Linked DNA regions of Homo sapiens: region 2 is linked to region 1. Evidence: chromatin loops called from intact Hi-C (ENCODE). Cell type or tissue: CD4-positive, alpha-beta T cell. All regions are shown on one strand. Links, peaks and the distances in the headings refer to the core of each region. The heading gives the core; the rest is flanking DNA.

Evidence for each region. Hi-C counts contacts between places; a loop is a spot of excess contacts. Peaks named below come from ENCODE experiments on the same cell type or tissue, not always from the same donor. Only the 100,000 strongest peaks of a DNase experiment are listed, where the experiment ranks them.
Region 2: it touches region 1 in a loop (2.1-fold over the local background); 6 of 110 quality-filtered maps call a loop at or near these places.

The regions. Positions count from the first base shown.
Region 1 is chr12:96,460,162-96,476,438 of GRCh38, reverse strand. No RefSeq gene overlaps it. Among named protein-coding and RNA genes, the nearest start is that of CFAP54, 21 kb to the left of the region's middle. In CD4-positive, alpha-beta T cell, for the core only: no CTCF peak of the experiment used is centred there; no DNase peak of the experiment used is centred there.
Region 2 is chr12:96,407,571-96,420,041 of GRCh38, reverse strand. No RefSeq gene overlaps it. Among named protein-coding and RNA genes, the nearest start is that of CDK17, 13 kb to the right of the region's middle. RefSeq lists an enhancer at 12,299-12,348. In CD4-positive, alpha-beta T cell, for the core only: no CTCF peak of the experiment used is centred there; a DNase peak (open chromatin) is centred at 3,421.

The DNA of each region.
Region 1 (16,277 bases), core at 5,068-13,067:
TACATCCAAGAACTCTCTCTTGGAGTCTGGATCAATAGCCCATTTTCCGGCAACATCTCTGTAGCCAGTGCCATACATTGTAAGTTTTTCATTACCCCAACATCCCAATTCCAGTACAAAACACTATGAAACACTACAACAGTCTCCTTAGGCTAAATTATGCTACAGTAACAAACAATCCCATATCCCCATGGCTTGCAAAAACAAAGTTTTATCCCTTGCTCACATTCCTGAATAATGTGGGTCCCAGGCTGAAGGACCAAGCCATATCTGGGACATTGCCAGTCTCAGGGCAGAGGGGAGAAAATGATAGAGGAACAATTCAGGGCATCTTAAAGCTTTGTCTCCAAAGTGGCACCCAGCACTTGCACTCACATTTCATTTTCTAAATCAACTCAAATGTTCAAGGCTGCTCTCAGTGGGGCTGAGCAGTATAATCCCCCACAGGGAGAAGCACCTACTATTTTGAACAATAATACCATCTACCAGAGTATCTTAAATTTAACATCATTCAAAGTAACAAATATCTTTTTCCCAACTTACTCCTCTCTCCTTCTTTCTCGGTCTCTCAGCAAGTAACAGATGCCATTAGTGGAGGCTCCAGAATTTTCATACTAGAAGAGGGTTAAAAGCAATTAATGTCTTGCTAGAAGAGGGCTGTGGCAATTAGGTTAGAAGGAAGAGCTAGGAAACTAGTTTTGAAGCTGCATCTTGTTTTTTTGTTTGTTTGTTTTTAAGACAAAGTCTTGCACTGTTGCCCAGGCTGGAGTGCAGTGGCGCGATCTCCACTCATTGCAACCTCCGCCTCCCAGGTTCAAGCGATTCTCCTGCCTCACCCTCCTGAGTAGCTGGGATTACAGGCACCTGCCACCACTCCCCACTAATTTTTTGTATTTTTTTTAGTAGAGATGGGGTTTCACTATGTTGGCCAGGCTGGTCTTGAACTCCTGACCTCGTGATCCGCCCGCCTTGGCCTTATAAGCAAACACATTGTTTTCATTTAGATCGTATGATCATTTAAGTTGGCTTGATAGAGCTGATGGAAATTATGAAGTGGCCAATGTTCCCTCAACTCACCCCCTTGGCCCTTCACTGGATACCACCATTCAGTTACCCAAGCAAGAACAATGGTATCTTTGAATCCTCTTATTCCATTTCCAGTCCCAGTCTCTAGACCCGTACTTGTCCAATTCAACAGTCACTAGCTACCTGTGACTAATGAGCACTTGAAATGTGGCTTACCCACATTTAGATGTGCTATAAGTGTAAAATACACAACCGATTTTAAAGACTTTGTATAAAAACGACATGTATATCTTCATAAAATTTTATATTGATGACATATATATATATATATATATATATATATATATATATATATATTTTTTTTTTTTTTTTTTTTTTTGAGATGGAGTTTCGCTCTTGTTGCCCAGGCTGGAGTACAATGGCATGATCTCGGCTCACTGCAACCTCTGCCTCCCGGGTTCAAGCGATTCTCCTGACTCAGCCTCCCAATTAGCTGGGATTACAGGCATGTGCCACCACGCCCAGCTAAATTTTTTTGTATTTTTAATAGAGAGGGGTGTTTCTCCATGTTGGTCAGGTTGGTCTTGAACTCCCAACCTTCAGGTGATCCACCTGCCTCGGCCTCCCAAAGTGCTAAGATTACAGGCATGAGCCACTGCGCCTGGCCATATTGATGATATTTTTAAATGACAATATTTTGAGCATATTTGATTAAATAAATAAATTATTAAAATGAAGACTACTTCTTTTTACCTTTTTTAGGTGGCTACTAGACAATTTTAAATTACACACATGGCTCTCATTTTCGGCTTGCATTGTATTTCTATTGAACATTGCTACTCTAGGCTGTCTTTTCCTCTTCATCTCCACTGTCCCAGCCTTAACTTAGGCCTTCATCCTCTTTCAAAAGGTTTTTGGGAGGGTTTTGTGTTTTTGGTTTTGTTTTGGTTGGTTTTGGTTTTGATTTTGAGACAGGGTCTTGTTCTGCACCCGCGGCATAGTGCAGTGGCATGATCACAGATCACTGAAGCCTCAATCTCCCGGGTTAAAGCAATTCTCTCACCTCAGCCTTCCCAGTAGCTGGGACCACTGGCACGTGCCACCATGTCTGGCCTTCAGTGAGGTTTCTGCAAAAACCTCCTAATCACTTTTTCTGCCTCCAGTCTGGCCTCTCTCCAACCCATTCTTCAAAGTGGCCAGAATGATCTTTTTAAAATGCAAATCAAATCACGCAAACTCAACCAGTTTGACATCCTTTCATAGGTCTCCATTGCCTTTAATTTTGTATCTCCATACAGAAAGCCCTCCCTAATGATCTAGACACTGGTTTTCAACCTAGGGTCCTTCTAGCCCTGGAATACACCAAGACTTTCCAAATGTATGGGCATGTCTGATTTCAGGAGAGTCCATTTCCAGATCCTTGACTTTTGTATTCTCTGCATATTTATTTACCTTCGAAGGCACTTGCACTCAAAGTTCTCTTCTCTCCTTCCCTTCCACCATTGCTCTAATCTCCTAACAAAACAAAGGCATCTGGAATCTTACTATGAGTCATTGATGGAACAATTAAACAATTTATTTAAGCAAGGCACATTACAGCCTCCTTACACGTTGTAAGATGTATTGACAATATAATATTTATAATATGCTATACACTTATTTTAAAATATGCAATAAAATACAGAATTTGGGGAATATTTTTATGGGGCAAAGTAAACAAAAAGTTTGAAGACAACTATGTAGTTCATCTGTGATGACACCTCACCCACGCTACCCATACCACCACTAGCACCACCACCCCACAACGCTCACACCTTCCTATGTTCAGCTTGATTCTGGGGGCTCAGCCTATCAGCCAATCTCAGCCTGGTAGCCTCAGAACATTCTCCCTCACTCTTTCCCCAGTTCATTATCACTTCTTGTTTCTGCTTTTTTCATGGCATCATCAGAAGAGGTTACTTTTCAGTTTTGCTATGCAGGGAGTTCTTTGAATTTTCTCTTATTATGTGAACTTTGACTTTTATTGCACTTTATGAAATGACCTTGAAGGAAGATGCAGGTATTATTTATCTGTTCAACTTTCATTATCATTGGAGTACTCTTTGCCAAGACTTCTCTTTTTTCAGCAGTCAAAGAAAGCTGTTTGTTTTTCCCAAATTGGCATTATTTTTTTTTTTTTTTTTGAGATGGAGTCTGGTTCTGTCACCCAGGCTGGAATGCAGTGGCACCATCTCAGCTCAGGGCAACCTCCATCTCCTGGGTTCAAGCAATTCTCCTGCCTCAGACTCTCGAGTGGCTGAATACAGGTGCACACCACCACATGCGGCTAATTTTGTATTTTTTTTAGCAGAGACACAGTTTCACCATATTGTCCAGGCTGGTCTCAAACTCCTTACCTTAAGTGATGTGCCCACCTCAGCCTCCCAAAGTACTGGTATTACAGGCATAAGCCACCGCGCCCAGCCCCTACAATGTATTTTTTTTTCTTCTTTTTTTTGAGACAGTGTCTTGCTCTTGTCACTCAGGCTGGAGTGCAGTGGCACGATCTCGGCTCACTGCAACCTCTGCCTCCTGGGTTCAAGCGATTCTCCTGCCTCAGCCTCTTGAGTAGCTGGGATTACAGGCACCTGCCACCATGCCCAGCTAAGTTTTGTATTTTTAGTGGAGACGGGGTTTCATCATGTTGGCCAGGCTGGTCCCGAACTCCTGACCTCAGGTGACCCACTGGCTTCGGCCTCCCAAAGTGCTACAGGCATGAGCCACCACGCCCACATGATTAGTTTTAAGTGTTGCTGAAACATCTGTTTCACATAGTTATTACTCAGGATTTAAAACAAAAAACAAGAGACACCAAGATCTGTTAAATTCACGTAGTAAATAAACAGACATGTTTACCTTGTGCTGTTTAGATTGACAGCTGCTGCTTATTTGTTCCCTCATTGTGGTTGTTCTCTGCTGTCACTAAATTCACTGCCAAGGTCACTGTGGGAACAGTCACAGGGCATATAAAAGAGTGGTTAGGGATGTGGGCTCCAGGGCCAGAGTGTCTGATTTAGCGGCCTTGGTTGTGTAACCTGGAAAATTCATTGAACCTCTCCGTGCATCAGTTTTCCCATCTGTAAACCGGGGATAATAAGGACAGTAACTACCTCATAGAGTTGTTATGAGAGTTAAATTAATAAAACTATTGAAGTGCCTAAAATGGTGTCTGACGCAGAATATGCACTGAATAAATAACAACATTTTTTAAAAGTATGTGGGTCAATATCATATTTGACACAACTCTTAATGACTTCAGAATTCCCCTCATGATCCAGAATATTTTCAAGCTAACATATCAAACTTCTGGATTTTAACCAATAATCCATGTTTCTTGCATTGCTAAAGGATAAATAAAAATTGACACTAAATTCTTCAAACCCAGAAATTCCAAAAATTTTATGTCCTCAGGGACTCACTGTGTCCTGAAGTGCAAGGATGTGGACTATGGGCCCTGGACCAAATGATTAAGTTCAAATCTGACACCACAACATTGCTTGCTGTGGAACTCTGACCAAGTAACTTAACTGGCTATGCTTCAGTTGACTCATCAGTGAAATGGGGAGTGCTAGACATTTGCCTGTTTGCTTCCAAATCCATTCCTTCCCTACCCCTTCTCTGCTCTGTGTCACAGGGAACTTCATCTCTCATGCCCTTCCCAATCGGGTTCTAGTTTGATTTGGTCAATAAGAGGCACCGGTAAAAAATTTGAGAGTGAAAGAAAGAGAGAAGCCAGAGTGTTTGTCTCTATGTCCTCAATAGCTTAGGGCAGCAGCTCTAACAGCCTGATCCCTGTATGACTCCAGTTCCCACTGGCCAGGCTCTCTGTGATCATGGTTTGGATGAGCAACTCCTGGCCTCCCTTTGTCCCTCTGGCATGCCTTCCTGCTGTTATTAATGTCTAGGATGCCTCATTGTCCTCTATTTGGCTTTGCAGTCCTCCCATATAACTAATTACTCACATTAAATTCCTATTCTTGCTATTTAAAATAATTTATTGTGGAATTTTGCCTCCAGAAAGATGGAGTGGATATACTTTTCCCTATTCTTCCAACAAAGTACAGATAAACATCTTGGACAGTATGTGTAAAAAAGGGGCCAGGCACGGTGGCTCACACCTGTAATCCCAGCATTTTGGGAGGCCAAGGCAGGAGGATCACGACGTCATGAGTTCAAGACTACCCTGGCCAAGAGACCAGCCTGGTCAATATGGTGAAACCCCATCTCTACTAAAAATACAAAAATTAGCCAAGCTTGGTGGCAGGTGCCCGTAATCCCAGCTACTTGGGAGGCTGAGGCAGGAGAATTACTTGCACCTGGGAGGTGGAGGTTGCAGTGAGCCAAGATCTCACCATTGCACTCCAGCCTGGGCAATAGAGTGAGACTCCAACTCAAAAAAAAAAACAAAAAAAAAAACAACAAAAAGCAGACTCTGAAAGGAGGGACCCAAGCAACAAGATGGCAGTGAGTTTTCTTTTTGCTTCACATATTCCAGGTGGGGTGCTAGAGAAGCTGGCAACCTAGAAACTCCAATGGAAGCAAGAAGAAGAAAAAAAAATAAGGCAAGGAAAGCCTGCTCTTCCCAGACAAAGGACCTGGAAAGGGGTAGCTTAGCAAGACCATAAACTTGTAGACAGTAACCATTCTATTCTAGCCAAATACCGCAGAAGAAACTGCAACTCCCACCTTCAGCCCCACCAGCAATGAACAAATGAGGAGCCTAGATTTTTCACCCTGGATGTAACAAGGTGCCTCAACTACCTCCAGAGAGGCCTAGTAAGAAATCAGGGTATTTCTCCTCATCTGGTGGTAATAAGGCACCCTTCCCTTTCCTGACTGTGATTGTGTCAGCAGAGGGCTAGTGGAGGATCAGGATTTTCATACCCAACCAGTGGTAACAAAGCCACTCTCTCAGGGAATCAGTATGTGGAAACAGTAGCAAGGTACTCTTGTCCCTTTCAGCCATGCTGATATCAACAGAGACCCAATGGGGACTTTGACTTCCCATGACCAACCATCAATAAAGGAGAACCTTCTCCTGCCAAAGTGGTATCAGAGGAAGCTGCTAAAACAGAAGATTTAAATAACATACAGTGTCTCATAATATAATTGCAAAAATGTCCAAGTTTCATTTAAAAATCATTCATCATACCAACAACAAAGAATATCCCAATCTGAATTTTTAAAAAATTAGCAGACACCAACATGACACAAATGTTAAAATTCTCAGACAAGAATTATAAATCAGCCATCATAAGAATGAGTCAATGAACATGCAAACTTGAAACAAATGAAAACATAGGAAGTCTCAGCAAAGAAATAGAAGTTATAAAGAACAATCAAATGGAAATTTTGGAACTGAAAAATATAACAAATGAAATAAAAACAACTTGCTGGATAGGCTCAACAGTAAAATAGAGAGGAAAGAGGAAAGAACCAATGAACTTGAAGAATAAAACAAATTACCCAATTAGAACATCAGACAGAAAGTACACTGAAAAAAAAAAGGAATAGTCTAAAGACATGAACCTATGTAATAAAAAAGCTAATAAACTTGGTTTATCTAAACAAAATAAATCCAAAGAAATCCACACCAAGACACATCACGGTCAAACTTCCAAAAACTAAAAACAAAGAAAAAAATCTGAAAGCAGCTACAGTGAAACAATACCTTATCAATAGGATAAAAACAATTTGAAAGACAATATATTTCACACCAAAAAGTGTGAATGCCATAAAGAAGTAGCACAGCATTTTCCAAGTACTGAAAACAAACAAAATATGGCCAACCCAAAATTCTATATCCAGTGAAAATATCCTTCAGAAACGAAGGAGAAACACTTTGGAAGGCCGAGCTGGGTGGGTCACCTGAGGTCAGGAGTTTGAGACCAGCCTGGCCAACATGGGGAAACCCCATCTCTACTAAAAATACAAAAATTTGCTGGGTGTGGTGGCGGGTGCCTGTAATCCCAGCTACTCAGGAGGCTGAGGCAGGAGAATCTCTTGAATTTAGGAGGCAGAGGTTGCAGTGAGCCTGAATTGTGCCATTGCACTCCAGCCTGGGCGAGAAGAGCGAAACTGTTCCCCCCGCAAAAATAAATAATAAATAATAAATAATAAAATTATATGGAGCGTGGTCTGTGACCAAAATGGACTCAAACTAGAAATAAATAGCAGAAAAATAACAGAAAAATCTCCTAACACTTGGAAACTAAACGACACACTGCTAAATAATTCATCAAAGAGGAAGTCTCACATGAAATCAAAATATGCATTGAACTAAAAGAAAGTGAAAATACAACATATCAAAACTTATGGGACCTGGGCAATGTAGTACTGACACATTAAATTTACAGCACTGAATGATTACATTCTAAAGGAGGAAAAGTCTCAAATTGATAATCCAAACTCTCCTCTCAAAAAACTAGAAAAAGAGGAGCAAAATAAACCCAAAGCAAACAGAGAGGAAGAAATAATAAATATTAGAGCAGAAATCAATGAAATTTAAATAACTGATTGGACTTGACTAACACAAAGGCATAAATTTAAACTTAGTGCACATATTTGTTGTGAGGATTAAATGAATTGATAAGTGCAAAATGTTTATAACAGTACGCACCCAGCCAGGCGCAGTGGCTCATGCCTGTAATCCTAACACTTTGGGAGGCCGAGGCGGGCGGATTACCTGAGGTCAGGAGTTCAAGACCAGCCTGGCTAACATGGTGAAACCCCAGCTCTACTAAAATACAAAAATTAGCCGGGCATGATGGCGGGTGCCTGTAATCCCAGCTACTTGGGAGGCTGAGATGGGAGAATCACTTGAACCCGGGCGATGGTGGTTGCAGTGAGCCAAGATCATACCATTGCACTCCAGTCTGGGTGGCTGACGGACACGCCGTCTCAAAAAAAAAAAAAAAAACAGTACGCACCTTAAAGTAAATGTTCAATAAATGTTAGTTTTTATCATTTGTTAACAAAATATATGAGTGAGAACAATTGGAGCAAGATGTTATAAGAGCCACTAATTTTTTGAATAAAAATATAAAAGAGCAATTGTTAGGGTGACAAATTTATTCTTTCAAAAGAGTTGTTTTGGGGACCCTACCAACTCACAAAGAAATGTTACATTTCTGTTTATCTACTATCATATTTTCAATTCTCATCTTCATAATAAACCCTATTCACAGTGTCATGAGTACAATGCTAAAATCACCAGGTTCAGCTGAGTGCAGTGGCTCACGCCTGTAATCCCAGCACTTTAGGAGGTTGAGATAGGCAGATCACGAGGTCAGGGGTTCGAGACCAGCCTGGCCAATATGATGAAACCCCATCTCTACTAGAAATACAAAAATTAGTTAGGCGCAGGGGCACGCGCCTGTAGTCCCAGCTACTCAGAAGGCTGAGGCAGGAGAATCGCTGGAACCCAGGATGCGGAGGTTGCAGTGAGCTGAGATCGCACCACTGCACTCCAGCCTGGGCGACAGAGCAAGACTCTGTCTCAAAAAAAAAAAAAAAAAAAAAAAAATCACTAGGTTCACTGTCAACAAAACCAGTTTGTTTTTTTTTCCAGTTCCTCATCACAAATTAATGTCTTTCAACTCTCTGTGTGTGAAGTTAAAATCAGTAAAACATTGATAAACTTGATAGCGAGGCCAGGGATTGTGCATGTGTATTAATTGTTGTATCCCAAATGCTTAGAACAATGCTTCACACTTAGTAGTTACTCCACAAATATTTGTTGAATGAATGGATGAGTGAATAAGCACAGAAAAATGAATGACCAATGTGAAAGGTAAAGGAAAATGGAAGATTTGAACATAAATTCAAAGTTTCAAGCCTGACCACCTGCACGAATTCTAATGATTTTATCAGTCAAGATAAGAACTGTAAGAGATGGCTTGAGGCACTTGCTATACAACTTTCAGGCAGGTAGCCAGTGCATGTAAACTTCCTTTACTCCAAAAACCATTCCCCACTCACCCAGCAGTCTTGTATGAAATGACCTCATCACCAGTCATGGTTGATTGGACCAGGGATAAACACTTGACCCAGTTGAATCAATCGGATTCTTTCTCCTGGAGAATCTGAAACTGAGATTCTGTTGGGCATAGTAGAACTGAATATACAGGTGGTCAATTTCTGTCAAGAGCTTGGAGAAGCAGAGAAAGCCAGTCTGGAGAGAGAGAAATATGATGTCTCAGAAAAGCAAAGGCAGAAGCTGGAGAGAGAGGATTGCCTATGTTAGTGAGAGTTTTCTGGTCTTGATTGTAATCCCTCCAGAGGTCCAGCTGCTTTCCTGCCTTTGTTTCTGGATATCCTCCCAACAAATTCACCTTGTTGGGGAGAAGGGCAAGCAATTAGATTTGTTTTCTTATGCACTTAGGCAAAAATCATTGATTAGACATGGAGGAAGGTGATTGATTCATTTTTGGACATGTTAAATCTGATTTCTTTTCCTTTTTCAGAAATATTGGTATATTTGACCATAGTTGTTCTACACTTTTCTTCATTATATCTTTTGTTTGTTTGTTTTTTGAGATGGAGTTTCACTCTTGTTGCCCAGGCTGGAGTGCAATGGCGCGATCTCAGCTCACCGCAACCTCTGCTTCCTGGGTTCAAACGATTCTCCTGCCTCAGCCTCCCAAGTAGCTGGGATTACAGGCATGCACTACCACACCCGGCTAATTTTGTAATTTTAGTAGAGACAGGGTTTCTCCATGCTGGTCAGGCTGGTCTCGATCTCCCAACCTTAGGTGATCTGCCTGCCTCAGCCTCCCAAAGTGCTGGGATTACAGGCATGTTCTTCATTATATCTTTAATAAGTTTCCAGGCCTTGTTCTTCCTGTCCTTTTAGAAGCTATTTAATATTACAACAAAGTGTATTTTTTCTACCTTAACCTCAAAAGAGAAAATATCCTTAACTTTCTAAATCTATGAGTACATTATAGTCTCCATCTGTTTATAGTGAATAATCCTGAAGAAGGAATAGCTTTCAAGAAGGGAACGATCATCAGAGACAAACACTGTAGACAGAGGGTTTTTCTCTTGTACTCATGTCTACAGACAAGATGTTATTCTCTTGGAACAGAAGAAAAATGGAACAGAAGACATGTGTAGAGAGCAGGGAAATTTGAGCTACAGAATATTATACAAGCAGTGAAATGCATGTCATTTTCTAATTGCTTCGTGATGTCAACACCTCTTCACAATACCTTGCAAAGAAAGTCTGCAAATTTCAAACCACCTCTTTGCAAAGTGATTTCTTTATGTCACTAGGCTGCACATACTCACAGCCCACGCTCTTTCAGTTGCTAAGTGCACTGGATTGCCACAGTATGTTCCAGAGGCTCCAGATTGCTCTCAAATGTGAAAGATGTGCTTCTAATCGGAAGCAAAGTTCTTGCCTTTCAAATACAATATTATCTAAAAACAAAGAAACAGTACCTATTGGATTTCAACCAGTTCAAATTAAAACCAGTTTCCCAAAGCAAGGGAAAGCTCATAAACTCTAAAATTCAATAGAGTGATCTTACAACTTGGAACTCAGAGATGACTTATAGATTAGTTTCATATTATTAGCTTCCCTTTATTAGGAATGAAAATCATAATATGCCACTACAAATATTTATTCTTAATATGCACTGATAACTTCTATTGATGGGATGTGTTACCAGAGGCTTTGAGTTTTTTTAAGTCAATAACATAAATGAAATATTAGGTAGTTTAAGGCTGTGATAAAAAAAGAAGAGGAAACAGCTATGGCAAGAAATAAGGAAGAACATTTACACTTTAGGGGTATATATACATAAATTTGACAAACATTTATTGAGTGAGAGCACTATAACAGAGTAGGGACCAATTATAGATATAAACTGCAATCCCTAGACCTGAAGAATGTGGAGTCTGCTAGAAGAGATTGGCCATTCTTCCATATAATAAGTTTTCATCAAGTATTTGCCATAATCAAGATGTTTTGCTGGGTACTAAATCTTAATTGCTGCATTGTAGCACTGGATCACTTCAACATATGTCATCAAACTTGTAAACTTTTACTTTAAGATTTGTGTTGCAAACAATATATGTTATTTTTAAAAGTCCAAACCATACAGAAACAAAAAGTAAAAGACTCTCCATAACTCCCACTCCTAGATGGGGTCACCACCATTAGTTTTTTCTTTTTTTTTTTTTTTTTTTTTTGAGACGGAGTCTCGCTCTGTCGCCCAGGCTGGAGTGCGGTGGCACGATCTCGGCTCTCTGCAACCTCCGCCTCCCAGGTTCACGCCATTCTCCTGCCTCAGCCTCCCGAGTAGCTGGGACTACAGGCGCCTGCCACCACGCCCGGCTAATTTTTTTTTTTTGTATTTTTAGTAGAGACGGGGTTTCACCATGTTAGCCAGGATGGTCTTGATCTCCTGACCTCAAGTGATCCACCCATCTCAGCCTCCCAAAGTGCTGGGATTACAGGTGTGAGCCACCATGCCCGGCCCTACCATATTTTATGGTATCTTTTCACACTTTTAAAAATAAGCACATACAAATACAAATACTTAAAAAAATATATAGGATTGTACTATACACAAAGCCAGTATAGCATAGTGCTTGAGAGCATAGGCTTTCAGCACCACCACCTTGATTCAAATCCCAGCTCCACCAGTACTAGCTATGTTACATTTTGCAAGTTACTACACATCTCAGTGCCAAAATATTCCAATCTTTAAAATGGGAATAATATTAGTACATAGCATTGTTGTGAAAATTAACACTCACTCACTGAAAGCAGAACCTGGCATACCGCAAAAACTCAGCTGATGTTAGCTATTCTCCTTCAGTTTGTGTTATTTTACTCAATATTATATTGTGGACCTTCTTTCTCCACTTCTTTTTTTTTTTTAAGACTGAATAGTATTTCATGGTAAGAATTTGTTTTAATACATGCAATACATTCTCCTGTTATTATACATACAGATTGCCCCAATATATTCACAAAGAATGCTGCAAATATTTTTATGTCTAAACTTGAATGTTTCAGAAGAGTAAATGCCTAGAAAAGAAATGGATTGGGCCGAGCGCAGTGGCTCACACCTGTAATCCCAGCACTTTGGGAGGCCAAGGCGGGTGGGTCACTTGAGACCAGGAGTTTGAAAGCAGCTTGGACAATATGGTGAGACCCTGTCTCTATCAAAAATACAAAAATTAGCCGGGCATGGTGGTGCACGCCTGTAATCCCAGCTACTCAGGAGGCTGAGGCAGGAGAATCACTTGAACCCGGGAGGTGGAGGTTGCAGTGAGCCAAGATCGTGCCACTGCACTCCAGCCTGGGCAACAGAGTGAGATTCTGTCTCAAAAAAAAAGAAAGTTCAATGGACAAATAAATGAAATAAATCGATGTGACTACTAAATTGGTAGAAGTTCTGTTATGTAAGTGGAACATAAGCTGTAACTGCAAGAAATTTTATAAACAAATTATGCATAGGAAAGAATTATTAAGGAGAGCCAAGGGAAACATAATTAAAGGAAGAAGTATGTAATTTAGATACTTATAATTTATTTCAGATAAATGAGAAATAAGGCCAGGCATTGTAATTCACGCCTGCAGTCCCAGAACTTTGGGAGGCCAAGGCAAGAGGATCGCTTGGGCCCAGGAGTTCAAGACCAGCCTGGGCAACATAGCGAGACCTCATCTCTATGTAAAAAAAACAAAAATAAAAAGATGCCACTCAGGAGGCTGAGGTGGGAGGATTATTGAACCCAGGAGGTCGAGGCTGCAGTTAGCTGTGATGGTGCCACTCTGCTCCAGCCTGAATAGAGCAAGACCCTGTGTCAAAAAAAAAAAAAAAGAAAGAAAGAAAGAAAAAAAGAAAGAAAAAGTAATTTTTAGCATAAGTATGTCCCATTCAATATTTTTTAGTCTGATGTCCATATGCATAGGTAATTAGAAATAATTAAAATTTAACCGGATGTCTTATATTTGTATTTGCTTGATCAGGCAACCCTAAGGGAGGGGCAATTATTTCTTTAATTTCCCAGAACTTAGATTGCGTCTTTTAAAAATAGCAGCCTCTTTTTGTTTTACAGTTGTAATAAGTCCATATGGATCGCTCTATTTTCTGCATTAATTTTGTTGCCTCACAGGGAATTTCTTTTCTTTCTATGGTGTGGTATCCTGCTTTCATGCTGTTGCTTTTCCTCGAATGTTTGTGACTTCTTGGTTATGTATTCACACTTATAATTTTAGATTTAGATTGACCTATTTAGGTAGCTGGAGCATTTCAGCTTGTGACATTCCTTGTTTTCTTGGCAATTAATGCAATTCCTGGGGAGAGGAGAGAGACTATGTGGCCAAGCAGGCTTTTCTTTAGGGGGCGTAGGTAGCTTGCTTTCCAAATACAGGTGCTCCCCATTCCTTAAGACCAGGAAAAAGATGTCCTGATTTGCCCGCCACAGTGACAGGTTATACCTCTTTTTCTGGCATAATTATTAATAGTGCTTTCTTTCACTCAAAAGTGTCCCATTTTAGACAATAGATTACATTTTCATCTTTCATACAACAGATGGAAGTTAACTGGGATATTGTCCCATTTCTCTCGCTGGCCCCAGCACCTGCCCTGGGAGTATTTGGCAGCAAATATCCCAGTTAATTTAGAGAACAGAACTCATAGCTTTAATCTGGGGGCAAATGCTACAGCAAGCACTCGGAGAATAAAAGACTGATACGGTTACCCCACAGCTCTGTAATTAATTATCCTGTTGGCTGCCTGCCTTTGCCCTTGTTACTTAGGATCTTAGGTTTCCTTATCAGGGGTCATCAGAACTATTGTCTTTCACCTAAATAGGATTGCAGGTTTTTGTATCCCTGATGCATGTTATCATCCATGTCTACCCCATCTGCTTTACTATTCCACATTAAATTTATCATAGCACTTATAATGTTACCTATCGTAACAATAATTATAGCTGAGATATGAAAACATTTTGGGTCAGGCATGTTCAAAGCTCATGACTTGTATTAATCCTCACGGGAACAACACTATGAGTGGGTTGTATTATCTCTATTTTCCAAATATGAAAATTGAGGCATAGATCGGGTAATTTACTCAAGGGCCAGAAGACGCAAAGAGAGTAAGCAACTTACCAAGAACCCAGCTCTCACGTTCATATTCTCAATGGCCACCTGAATCCCTCATGTGTAATGACAGTCCTCTTCCAGGCTGATATAGTTTGGATGTTTGTCCCTTCCAAATCTCTTGTTGAAATGTGATTCCTAGAATCGGAAATGGAGCCTGGTAGGAAGCCTTTGGTTCATGGGGCATACGTAGCCTTTATAAATGGCTTGGTGTCCTCCCCACGGTAATGAGTGACATATCACTCTATTAGTTCAAGCGAGAGCTGATTGTTTAAAAGACTTTGCTCCCTCTCTCACTATGTGACACGCTGGCGCCCCCTTCACCTTCTACCATGAGTGAAAGCTTCCTGAGGTCCTGACTAGAAGCAGATGCTGACACCATGCTTCTTGTACAATCTGCAGAATGATGAGCCAAAATAAACCTCTTTTCTTTATAAATTACCCAGCCTTGGCTGGGCGCAGTGGCTCATGCATGTAATCCCAGCACTTTGGGAGGCTGAGGCAGGTGGATCACCTGAGGTCAGGAGTTTGAGACCAGCCTGGCCAACATGGTGAAACCCCGTCTCTATTAAAAATACAAAAATCAGCCAGGTGTGGTGGCGGGCGCCTGTAATCCCAGCTACTTGGGAGACTGAGGCAGAAGGTGGAGGTTGCAGTAAGCCAATATCACGCCACTGCACTCCAGCCTGAGGGACAAAGAGAGACTCCATCTCTAAATAAATAAATAAATAAATTACCCAGCCTTGGATATTATTTTATAGCAACACAAAATGCACTCATACACAGGGGTATGAGTGCTTAGGGTTTAGCACTTCTATATTAATTTGGTTATTTCTGCAGGGTTTTGGAAAGGAAGGAAAGGTTAACACATGAGCTCGGTTAACTATCATAAACCAGAAGCTTTTCAAATTTTGTTTCAAACTCAGGTGTTGTGCCTTGTTGAATTAAAGAAGGTTCTGGTCCAAATGATTTGTTGTCATGCAATCAGCTTCAACCTATTAGTCAAACATTCACACGCTACTTCCCACTGCCTTATCAATCTAGAAAGCTAGAAGAAGATCTGTCATAAAAGCAGGAAAGGTGCCGTGGAGATTTCTACATGACCCTGGACACTCAGCTGCAGGTACATTATGGGCCACTCCAGGGTCATAATAGAGCATCCTTTTATAGTTAATAATCCAAAAATCATATTATTTTAAATCAGAAAGGGGCAGTAACAACCAAGGCCAATCCATCATTTTGCAAATAAGAAATTCCAAAGAGATCGAGTGACTTCCCCATCATCATATTAGCTATTTACTGTAATTAGTGATAAGGCCAGAATTACCACCCAGTGTCCTAACTAACCCAGAGTTCCATTTCATTCTGTCTCATTGCCTCTACTTGGTTGCTTTGGGAACAAAATGAAATATCATCAGAATCATATTATTGCATGTCTAGAAAGGGTTGTTTTACGTAGGTTTGATCTAAATATTCTGGACCCAAATATATGGACCCAACAAAACATTCTTTTGTAAAACTTACTATCTCAAATTTAAAGGAAGCCTTTAAAAATTGGTTGCTGTATCTGTTGAGGCTCGCCACATTATTTTTCAGTTTTCTGTGATATGTGTGCTGGTATAATAAACCATGATTATTTTCACCCCCAGCATAGCACTGACTTTTATTTATTCAAATATGTTAACATTTTCATCTCAACTGACTCACTTATCAGGAGCAACAGGCTTTTAGGCCACTGCCTGGAATAATCCATATCACTCCTCTGCTGGGTAAAATAAAGAATATTTCTCCACTGTAAGGCTCATGAACTTTGAAAGTGAATGCTTTTTAGCTGGGTGCAGTGGCTCACGCCTGTAATCCCAACACTTTGGGAGGCCGAGGTGAGCAGGAGTTTGAGATCAGGAGTTTGAGACCAGCCTGGCTAACATGGTAAAACCCCATCTCTACTAAAAATACAAAAAAACTAGCCAGGCATGGTAGTGCAAGCCTGTAGTCCCAGCTACTCAGGAGGCTGAGGCAGGAGAATGGCTTGTACCCAGGAGGCAGAGGTTGCAGTGAGCCGAGATTGCGCCACTGCACTCCAACCTGG
Region 2 (12,471 bases), core at 1-8,000, 51 kb after region 1:
GTGGGGCTGGGTATGGTGGCTTATGCCTGTAATCCCAGCACTTTGGGAGGCTGAGGCTGGAGGATCAGTTGAGCCCAGGAGTTCAAGACCAGCCTGGGCAACATAGTGAGACCCTGTCTCTATAGAGTAATAATAATAATGAAAGGGGGAAAAAAAATAAACAGAAAAGGAGGTGGTATGACCAGGTTTCAGAAAAATCGTCTCATACTGCTCAAACCCCAAGAGCTTGTTTTTTGGTTTTGGGGTTTTTTGTTTGTTTTGTTTTGAGACAGGGTCTTGCTCTACTGCCCAAGCTGGAGTGCAGTGCCTCTATCATAGCTCACTGCAGTCTTAAATGTCTGAGCTCAAGTGATCCTCTCACCTTGGCCTCCCAGAGTTCTGAGATTATAAGTGTGAGCCTCCCCACCTGTCCCCAAGAGCCTGTTTGACATGAAAAAGATTCATCAGTTTATACTGGAAAGTTTTAAGAACTTGGATTGTGAATAGAGACTCCATTAGTGATAAACACCCACAAGGGAGCATAAGTCACAGATCACAAGACTCTGGGAACACAGACTTAGAGCAAAGAGAACTATATTTGTTTGAAACATGGTACCTTCTCCAAAGACACTTTTATTGATTTCTCTTTAAATTAATGCCACCCCACCCCAATAGTCCATATTTACCCTTCAGCTAAGAATCCTGCTTCCTTTGCTTATACTTATTTGCTCACCTACATCTCTGATTCCTTCATATTGGTATAGAAATTAAAAACACAGAGTTTGGAGTCAAGGAGACCTAGGTTCAAATTTTGGCTCAGCCTCTAGCTGTGTGACATTGGGTAAACTGCTTATCCTTTCTGAGCCTTAAATTTCTCATCTAGAAAATTGAGGCAATAATAGTAACTGTCTCACAGGTTGTTAAAAGATTAAATAAGACAAACAAACAGCTAGCCCAATTAATTATAGCTAACAGAACTGTATTCTGATAGTATCTGCTCTCATATCTAAGTGGCATACAATGTTTCTGAGGTTGGCGTGTTTCATTTTTTCCAATATTTTGTTTAATTTTGATATGTAATTCATTTTTATTCTAAAAATAATACAATAGCATTATGTTAAAATTGGAAATTAGAGAAAAAGTAGCAATATCTCTTAATTTTGCTATCCTAACACAACCATTAAAAGCATCTTGTCTGGCCAGGCATGGTGGCTCACGCCTGTAATCCCAGCACTTTGGGAGGCTGAGGCGGGTGGATCACCTGAGGTCAGGAGTTCCAGACCAGCCTGGCTAACATGGTGAAACCCCGTCTCTATGAAAAATACAAAAATTAGCCAGGTGTAGTAGCAGGTGCCTGTAATCCAGCTACTTGGTAGGCTGAGGCAGAAGAATCCGCTTGAACTCAGGAGGCGGAAGTTACAGTGAGCTGAGATCACACCACTGTATTCCAGCCTGGGGAATAAGAGAGAAACTCCATCTCAATTAAAACAAACAAAAAAAAGGCATCTTGTTATATTTCCTTCCAAGTTTTTGTTGCAAGCAATTCTTTTTCCATAGTTATATATATGTTACATAGATATAGACAGACAGAAATCTTAACTCCATATCTTAAGCATGTTTCCATGTTTCTTCACTGTTCTAGTGCAGATAGCACATGGTAAGTGTTTAATAAATATTTACTTGAATGAGCCAACACAGTACAGTCAAACCTGTACCTTTGAAAATTGCTTATATAAAGAATTTTTTTTTTTGAGATGGAGTCTCGCTCTTGTTGCCCAGGCTGGAGTGCAATGGCCTGATCTTGGCTCACCACAACCTCCACCTCCCAGGTTCAAGCGATTCTCCTACCTCAGCCTCCCGAGTAGCTGGGACTACAGGAATGTGCCACCATGCCCAGCTAATTTGAACCACACCCAGCCAAGAAAATATTTTTATGTAACAAATTTACTTAATAAGATGCATTTACAGGCTGGGTGCAGTGGCTCACACCTGTAATCCCAATACTTCAGGAGGTCAAGGCGGGCGGATCATTTGAGGTCAGGAGTTTGAGACCAGCCTGACCAATATGGTGAAACCCCATCTCTACTGAAAATACAAAAAAAAATTAGCTGGGTGTGGTGGCAGGTGTATGATCAGGTTTCAGAAAAATTGTCTCATACTGCTCAAACCCCAAGAGGCTGTTTTTTGTTTGTGTTTGGTTTTGGTTTTGTTTTGAGACAGGATCTTGCTCTATTGCCCAGGCTGGAGTGCAGTGCCTCTATCATTGCTCACTGCAGCCTTAAATTTCTGAGCTCAAATGATCCTCTCACCTCAGCCTCCCAAAGTTCTGAATTACAACTGTAAGCCTCCTCATCTGACCCCAAGAGCATGTTTGACATGCTCAGCTACTCAGGAGGCTGAGGCAGGAGAATCGCTTGAACTCGGGAGGCAGAGTTTGCAGTGAGCCGAGATCGCCCCATTGCACTGCAGCCTGGGTGACAGAGGGAGACTCAAAAAAAAAAAAAAAAAAATGGCAGGGTGGTATGGGCAGTTATTATACAGAATAAATAACTATATATCATGATAGTTCAATAGTGCTTTCTTGGTAAGAATTAAAATTATATGTGGCATTATGTTTACAGATAATCTACTTATATTGCATGTAGCTAAAATTGAAAGAGCAAAAAGTGCTTCTAGGCTTAGGTATCCCTTGGTTTGATATGCTTTGCTAGAAGGTTATGAATGTGAAAGCCAGATTGCTTACTGAGCACCTTGATTCTGGCTCATGGCAGCTAGCAGAGAAAGAACTGAAAAAACAAAAACAAAAACACAGTTTTATATTATATTATCCTAAGAATTCATGAGACAGTGTGGTGGTTTTGTTGTTGCTATTGTTGTTTGTTGTTTTGTGAAGAAGATTCAATCTGAAAAGGCTGGAATTTTCCAAAAGCTTGTATTTGCCCTAACACTTCCCATCCTGAAACATCTGACAAGGCTTCTAATTGCATTGCTAGGCACAGGAAGCCACATGTAATGTAAGCCTCGTACTTTTTAAATGGTCAAGTTGAATTATGACTTGGAATAAAGGAATAATAGGGAATTAGCCCCTTTGCCAAATAAAATACTCTATTCTGAATTTACTGACATTTCATCTATTATTCTGAATTAGAACATGGAGTAACTTGCAATTATGCCATTTCTGTTTGGCAAAAAAGTGCCATATCTCAGTTCAGTCATTTTCTAATGCTTATCTGTCATATATGAGTTGAAATTTTTAAAAAGAAATTTTGTTATTCCCTTTTGGAAACCTCAAAGGTTCTGAATTACTTAAAATGGTAGAGAGTTACTTCCTCAAGTAAAAACTCTAATTGCAAACAGAACCTTGAGACTATAGTACACATGCAATGTTTGGCAATGCATCTGGTTTTTCTGCTTTGATGAAGAAAGAAGCTCAACACGTCACTATGTGTCACGGCTTTCTATAGCATCTTGCAAAAGCATTAAAGTCCCTGCCAATAGTCCTGAAAGATGTTTTACCTATAGCTGCAGACGTCATCAATTTCTCCAGATCCCAGGCTTTGACTCATTGGTGTTTAAAGAGATTTTTGTCAAGAAATAAAAGCAGAATACATGAATAAGGTAAGGCTTTTGTTCAGCATAAGATCCTGAGGTTGCCATTTTGGAAACCGACCAGAAAAAAAAAAAAAATCTGTGAGTCCTTTTGGCTAAGTTGCCACTGAGGGAGAGGAGATTGGGAACAGACAAATATGAACAACTTTTCCACGCCGGAGGATATTCTCCTGGCTCTGTTTAAGAGTGATGAAACATGTTGATTTCTCACAAGGTAGAAATCTACAGACTTCCGGAAACACTGCAGAATACCTCTAAAGGTTAAACTGGTTTGACCTTAAAATTGGAATGGTTATTTTAACCATTTTCTTGCTGACATATGCAACATAGATGATGCAGACTTTGCAAAGATGACCAACTTTGTAGATGTGAGGAAATGATGCAACTGCATTAGCTTGAAGGGTCCTAGAGAAATCCAGTGCATCTGGACTTAAACCTATTCATTTGCGACAACATACTTTTGTTAATCTGGGCTTTCTTACATTTGTTGCTATCAAAATTGATAGACTTACCACAAATGACAAGCATATTACCATGTAAGACTATGCTGTAATTTCTTCTCAAGTCAAGTAATGGCAGCCTTTATGTTGAAATTTGCTTTGGGGGAAGAATTTTAATTTTTTTCTTTTGTATTTGCTCACTGAATTTATTTTAGATTACTCCATTTACGTGAATAAACAAGAATGAGAGAAGAAAATTTTTTATAGGATTTTTTTTCTGTGTGAAGAAGTCAATTTCTAATACAATAAGATAAAATATGTGCCAAAATTAGGCGGGATGTTTATGTGCATTTTTGTGAGAAAGTGATTCTTATCTTTGATCAGGTCAAAAGAGGTGAATGACCCTCTCCCACCAATAAACAGGGTTAAGAATTGCTCGTTTAAACACCCACTTTAGGCTGGGCACAATGACTCACACCTATAATCCCAGCACTTTGGGATGCCAAGGCTGGAGGATTGCTTGAGTCCAGGAGTTTGAGACCAGCCTGGGCAAAACAGTGAGACCCCATCTCTACAAAAAATACAAAAATTAGCTGGGCTTGATGGCATGCACCTGTTGTACCAGCTACCTGAGAGGTTAAGAGGATACCTCGAGCCTGGGAGGCAGAGGCTGCAGTGAACTATTATCATGCCATTGCACTCCAGCCTGGGAGACAGATGGAGACCCTGTCTCAATAAATAAATGGCGACTTTATTTTATAGTGAATAAGTGAAGCCCCTGGAACATCAAACATTTGCCTAAGGTGACACAGCTAGTAAGTGTTAGGACTGGAATTTGAATCCAGTTATCTTATGTCTAAGGCGTAAGAGACATGTACTATATGAACTACTATATATGTAGCCATTACATTTCCTCAATGGGGCATCCCATAGTGACATAAGAAAGTTATTTGGAACCAGAACAAATCAAACCAAACCAAACCAAAACAAAACAAAAAAACAACCAATAAAACAAACAACAAAATTATGTGAAAGTGAAGTCTTTTGTTCCAAATGTGTGACTATCAGATTTTCTCAACCTTGACTTCCAACCTGTCCAAACCTGTGCTAACTGCCAGCTGCTTGGAAAATCCATCTGCCACCTACCGCATCTTGTTCCTGCTTGTTTTTCTTCTTTAATGACAGATGTCCCAGTTACAAATCCAATAGCAGATTTAAGCATCTGAAATAACCAACACCAGCCTTTACCTGGGTGTGTCTCTATTCTCAAAACCCAAACTCTGGCTTTTCCTGGTGTGTCACTTTGCCATTGTCTGAACTCTGGATATAATACTTTATACTACAGTTTGGTGAGTTCTTGGGGCTATATGTTGAAATAAACCCATTGCTTTAAAGAGAAAAAGGTACAGGAAGCTAATTTAAAGCTTTTTTAATTTTCAAGTATAAAAAAGTCATACATTTTCACATTTAATTCAATAAAATATCTTTTCATAGCCTGAATTTTTTTTTTTTTTTTGAGTTCAAGAATTTCTTTTTTTCTTTCTTTCTTTTTTTTTTTTTTTGAGATAGAGTCTCACTTTTGTCACCCAGGCTGGAGTGCAATGGTGAAATCTCGGTTCACTGCAACCTCCACCTCCCGGGTTCAAGGGATTCTCCTGCCTCAGCCTCCCGAATAGCTGGGATTACAGGCATGCACCACCATGCCTGGCTAATTTTTTTTGCAGTTTTTGTAGAGATGGGGTTTCACTATGTTGGCCAGGCTGGTTTCGAACTCCTGACCTCAGGTGATCTGCCCGCCTCAGCCTCCCAAAGTGCTGGGATTATAGGTGTGAGCCACCGTGCCCAGCCAAGAATTTCTTTTTAATTGCCGATCAAAACAACAAAAGAGAGTTGAGATTTTGACTCTTGGTATTTCCTGTCTGCCATTTCGAAGATGGGGTAGGCTATTTGAATTACATCTGCTGTTAGTATATGAACAATAAATAACAACATTAGCTATCAATATCAATATGGTGCTGTGATGCTGAGAACTATATAAGCATTGCCTCTGGCCTCCTTACAATCACTTTGCAAAGCAGAAAGTATTATCCCAATCTGCAGATGAGAAAATGGAGATCAAAGAAGTTAAGTGACTTGCTAAGTAGGAATACACGGTTATAAGTGACAGAGTCAGAGTTGGAACCCAGGAGCAAATATTTTTTAAAAATTCATATTAAGCCCAGCATGTGGACAAAAACTTTCTTTTCATGAATGAGTATAATTTAAAGGTAGTCTAGGAAAAACAGGTACCTACTGCTGGGAATCCCAACGGCCTTTGTTAGTTCCCAGTCCAATTTCCCCACTGTAAGCAGGAATCCTTTAGTTTGTAGCAGCAGTGGGTGAAATCAAGGTGGGTGGTTTGGGAGAATAAACTAAAATGGACATCCCATCTGGGAAGTTAATAGTATCCAGGGAAATGGTGGCAGAGGCAGCCATCCCTGTATCTGATTTCTCACAAAAATGCACATAAACACCCCCCCATCCCCAATTTTGGTAAACACTGCATCTTAATGCATTAGAAATTGACTTCCTTCATATAGAAAAAAAATCTTAGAAAAAATTTTCTTCCCTCGTTTTTGTTTATTCACATAAATGGAGTAATCTGAAATAAATCCAATGTGTGCAAACACCAAAGAAAAAAATTAAAACCCTTCATTCAAAGCAGCATGTGCAGACTCCGCTTGCATGAAAACATTGTGGTACCCAGCAATGGAGAAGGGGAATTAAATGATCTATATGGTAGCTGACTGGGCAGGACCCCAAACAAGAGTGGCACCCCTTCACTCCAATGACTCCTAGGCACGTTTTGGGAAAGACTTTGCAGGGAGTTAGGGAAGGTTCACAAAACACAGGTCACAGAGTATTAGGCAGCCAACAAATAGAATAATCATGCAGACTCTATAGCAACAGGAACAAGTATTTACGATAATGACAAATGAAGAACATAATACAAATCTACCTGTATACTATTAAAGCATATATGAATATGAAATAAAGGCTAAAAAGAAATACTCCAAAATGATACAAGTTACTGTGTTGGAGTTGTAAAGTTATGGGCAATTTTCTTTCATTTCTAAATTTTTTTATGATGTTGCTAATGTATGATTTTAAAAGTGTTTACCAAAAAAAGATAAAAGGGGAAGAGATAAATTAATATTTTATATTATATGGGAAAAGTGGAAAGTTCTTAAAAACCTAATGACTTTTTCTTCCATTCTTCCTCTATCATCTTTTCAAAGTCTACTTAAAGCTTCTTCTCATTCCAGTTCATTCTCTGTTTTGAATAAAACTGATCAGTCCCCCTCAGGCTCAATTCCAGCATAGTTTGAGCCTGTTGTATTTTGCTAGCTTGGTGTCACTTGTGTGAACCATACAGACTTGTCTCAATCTGATTTGGAAGTATGTGACCTGCAGGAAAAAGCTGAGATATTCAGTTTGCAAAACAGCAAAAGGCAGGAATCAGATACAAAAAGAAAGGCAGTGTTTCTCAGGTAAGCAAATAAAAAACCTTGCATGTAGTTTTACTGTTAATAAACAATTAACATTTGAAGTAAATATGTCAGAAGCTATAGAACGAATAGAAATAGGTTGACTTCCTTCCAAATTCTGCTTTGTGCTAAGATATTTGGTCAAACTACATATTATGCATTCATTGAGGCCAAGGATTGCCACTTAAGGTACTGCTGCATTCTCTATAGCACTCAATGCTAGATTCCTAATTAGGCACCAGTAAGTGCTCATCAACTTGTCTCTTAAGCAATGTAACCTGCTTTGGTTTCCTACTCCTACCACTTCTCCCAGCTAGAAGTCCCCCTCTTCTACTGAGCAGCATATTCAAACTTTTATCTTAGGCTATTAGCTCTTTTTAAGTTATGGCCAGACCTTCTTCACCCCGATAGACACTAAGCCCTTTGAGGACTGGGACATTGCCTGTGTCATGTTTCCATTATTTACAGTGCCTGGTTCATTGTAGACATGAAATATAAATTGTTTGAAGGAATTCTTGAAGGAAATGGTAGTTGAAAAGTATATATGAGGCCGGGTGCGGTGGCTCATGCCTGTAATCCCAGCACTTGGGGAGGCCAAGCCGGGGGTGGATCACTTGAGGTCAGGAGTTCGAGACCGGCCTCGCCAATATGGTGAAACCCTGTCTGTACTAAAAATACAAAAATTAACTGGGCTTGGTGGCGCACACCTATGGTCTCAGCTACTTGGGAGGCTGAGGCAGGAGAATAGCTTGAACACAGGAGGCGGAGGTTGCAGTGAGCTGAGATTCACCACCGCACTCCAGCCTGGGCAACAGAGCAAGACTCTGTCTCAAAAAAAGTATATATGACAGTTAGATAACTTCTAGTTTCCAATCCTAAAATTGTTTGAGTTCCTCCGATAAAATAAATTTAGATTTATAGCTGTACTTGTAAATACAGGTTATAGAAAGCAGGTAAATAAGAATCTGTGGTTCAGGTGCTTTGGTCCCCTTACAGGAGAATCTTTTCAGATCACAAACGACATGTATTTTGTTCACAGTAGCTATTACTGACCCTTCATATTCCGAATGTTAGGTAATACTTATGATGAATAATACACTAAGAAATAAACATAGATTTTTTTTTTTGGCCTAAATGGGGCTGCAAATCTTCAAGCAAAAAATGTTTCTTTTTCTGCTTTACTTTTTGCTAAATATTGTAGTGCATCTCCATAGAAGACAGATGACTTCTTTTGAGCATTATAAACTCTGCCTTCCTAGATGCATTTTCTTCAAAGTATTTTTTTCCATGACTTTTGCAGTCATGGTGTGCGGGAGTGGAAGGAAGAACACTAACGTTTACTCATTGCCTGTAAAGTGCCAATTATTGGTGGGCACTTTTATATTTGGTGTCATGTTGAATCCTCATGAAAGGCCCTATGAGATACAAACATTTTACATATGAAGGAACTGAAGCTCAGGAAGATTAACTATCTTTCTCAATATCTTACAATTAATGGTGGAGCCCAGATCTAAACCCAGGCTCAGGTTCCTTTCACTATTTTTTTTTTTTTTTTTTAGAGACAGAATCTCACTCTGCTGTCCAGGCTGGAGTGCAGTGACACAATCATAGCTCATGGTAATCTTGAACTCCTGAGCTCAAGTGATCCTCCCGCCTCAATGTCCTGAGTAGCTGGGACTACGGGTGCAAGCCACTGCATCAGGCTAATTTTTTTTCTTTTTTAGAGACCAGGTCTTGGCATGTTACCCAGGGTAGTCTGGAACTTCTGGCCTCAAGCGATCCTACCACCTTGGCCTCCCAAAGTGCTAGGATTACAGGCATGAACCACAACACCTGTCCCACTTTGAATTCTATATTCTGCTGCATCATGCTAAAATTTTTTAGAACATTTATGTGAAATAAAAAAGGCCTGAAATATTTTATTCCATCATGCCTAGCAGTTGATAGAAAGTAGTAAAGGAATAAAGCATGATGCACAGACAGGCACTGACTACCTTATCAGTGGGTTCATTTAAAATGATGTGAATGATCCCAACATGTAAAATAACTTTTTATTTTATTTTATCTTATTTTTTATTTTTTCATTACACACCACGATTCTTCAAAAATCTTTTTAAACAGATTACATTACTAAGTGTTTTTTCTTAACACTATAAGAAAATGATCTTGTAAACAACACAAGTGGTCTTTGGAAATGTCTTTGCATTTGCAGAAGGCATCAGCACTTCTGATGCCTTCCAATCAAACTAGAATTTAAGGATGAGTAATTGTTATGAGCTCAAGAAAACAATTTTAATTGTGATTTATCTAATGACTTTGAGTATCAGGGTGCCCAAAGAAATAAGATATCCTACCTAATGGCAATTTTCTCCCTGCCTAGAAGGAAAGCACCTTTAATTGCACAGATGATCTACAGTTCAGACTAGGAATATAAAAAGAGGCAAATTTACATTAAATACACACATGAGATGGAACAATATCTCAAACTTTTCAGATTATTTCCACATTGAGGAAGTAGAGGGAGAAGGGAACTGACATTTATTGCATATTACAGTCTGCTTTAACAGGATATCCTGGATTTACCAGGTCAATATTTTACATAGAGTTAAGTAGGTTTCAGGCACGCCTCACTCACTGTTGCCCACTGCTACACTCTTGCACTACAGAGATAAAATGTCAAAAAAAATATTTTGGCTGGGCGCGCAGTGGCTCACGCCTATAATTCCAGACTTTGGGAGGCCAAGGCAGGCAGATCACGAGGTCAAGAGATCGAGACCATCCTGGCCAACATGGTGAAACCCCCTCTCTACTAAAAATACAAAAATTAGCTGGGTGTGGTGGCACGTGCCTGTAATCCCAGCTAATTGGGAGGCTGAAGCAGGAGAATCACTTGAACCCCGGAGATGGAGGTTGTGGTGAGCCAAGATCATGCCACTATACTCCAGCCTGGCGACAGAGCAAGACTCCATCTCAAAAAAAAGAAAAAAGAAGTATTTTTAAAGTATACTTATAGCTTATATTAACCTCTTCTTTGACCCTGAGGCTAGAAACCAACTATGGGTTAAGCGATGTGACTTCTATATAGATATACTTACAGAAAGCCCACATTTTTAACAGTGTGTTTTGAAAAATTCAGGCTTGTACAGACAGGTCAGATAATACAGTGGTTTCAAATGGCCATTAAACAGCACAGTGTTTTGGATCCCATTCTCTTTCTGTTTTTAACCGAAAGATTAACATGCAATAAACTGCACATCTTTAAAGTGTCCAGTTTGATAAGTGTACACCCATAAAGCCATCACCACAATGATTTAAAAAAGAGAACACATTTGTCATCCTCCACAAGTGTCATGCGCCTTGGTAATCCTTCCCTTCTTCAGACACAGGCAACCACTGATCTGCTTTTTGTCACTATATTTTGCATTTTCTATAGTTTTATAACAATGTAACCATACAGTGTGTGCTCTTTATTTGGTCTGACTTCTTTCGCTCAGCGTAATTATTTTGGGATTCATCCATGTTGTTGGATGTATCAGTAATTCATTCCTTTTTATTGCTGAGTAGTATCCTACAGTATCAACTTGTTTATCCCTTCACTTGTCCCTTTTTTTGTTTTGCCCTCCTATACTTGTCAAAATTTATACTTTCTCTAATTTTCTTTTTTTCTCTTTTTTTTTTTTGAGACGGAGTCTCGCTTTGCCTCCCATGGTGGAGTGCAGTGGTGTGATCTCAGCTCACTGCAACCTCTGTCTCCCGGGTTCAAGCAATTCTCCTGCCTCAGCCTCCCAAAAAGCTGGGATTACAGGCGCCCACCACCATGCCAGGCTAATTTTTGTATTTTTAGTAGAGACAGGGTTTCACCATGTTGGCCAGGCTGGTTTCGAACTCCTGACCTCAAATGATCTGCCCATCTCAGCCTCCCAAAGTGCTGGGATTACAGGCATGAGCCACTACGCCCGGCCCTCTCTGATTTTCAATTTCTGATTATGCCCTTGGCATTTACCCATGTATAGTGGACACCAGTGGTTTCTGACCGTCGTGCATTCCACCCCACACCTGTTACTTCTGCTAGAAGCACCCTCCACTCCTTTGGACAACTGCGTCTTCCCCATTCCATGTAGTCTGGTGGGACCCTTCTGATTAGTATGATGCAGGCCAATCAGAGTCTTTCCTTGGAATTTTCTAAATGGACCTCCTTCCCCTTGGATTAGGAACTGTGAAGGTGTGATCTCAGAGCTGTCAGTGAACTTATAAAGAATGAGGTTGGCACATAGACAGAAGCCCAGATGAAAGACAATCTTCCTGAATCTGGCTAGTGATAAAGCCCACTCATCCCTGGCTTCCTGCATTTTAATTAAGTGGGTGCCCCGCATCCACCACCCTAGTTATGGTAAAAGCACCTGTTTCTTGTTTTGGGAGGACCGCCCTTCCCATACTCTCAGCACATGTGATTCAGCTGAGGCAGACTCCACCCTGTCTTTGGGGTTAAGCATATGTCCAGGCCCTAGCCAATCACTCATCTGCCTTGGCCACAGTGACAGTCAGTGATTTAAGCTGAGCTAAATAAAGCTAATATTTGTGCTACTAAAGATGTTACTCCCTTTTTCCTTTGGGACTTGAACCTAGAAGCTTAGAGCTATAAATATTACAGACATCTTTTGACCTAATGGGTGGAGAGCCAAGGCCACCAAAAGCAGAACTGAAAGGAGAGGAACCAGGTTCTGATGACATCGGGACAGCTGTTGGCTAAGATGACCTTAAAGTCTGCGCCATCCCTAGTCTTTTTTTTTTTTTCTTGAGACAGAGTCTTGCTCTGTCACCTGTGCTGGAGTACAGTGGCGTGATCTCAGCTCACTGCAACCTCCACCTCCCAGGTTCAAGCAATTCTCCTGTCTCAGCCTCCTGAGTAGCTGGGA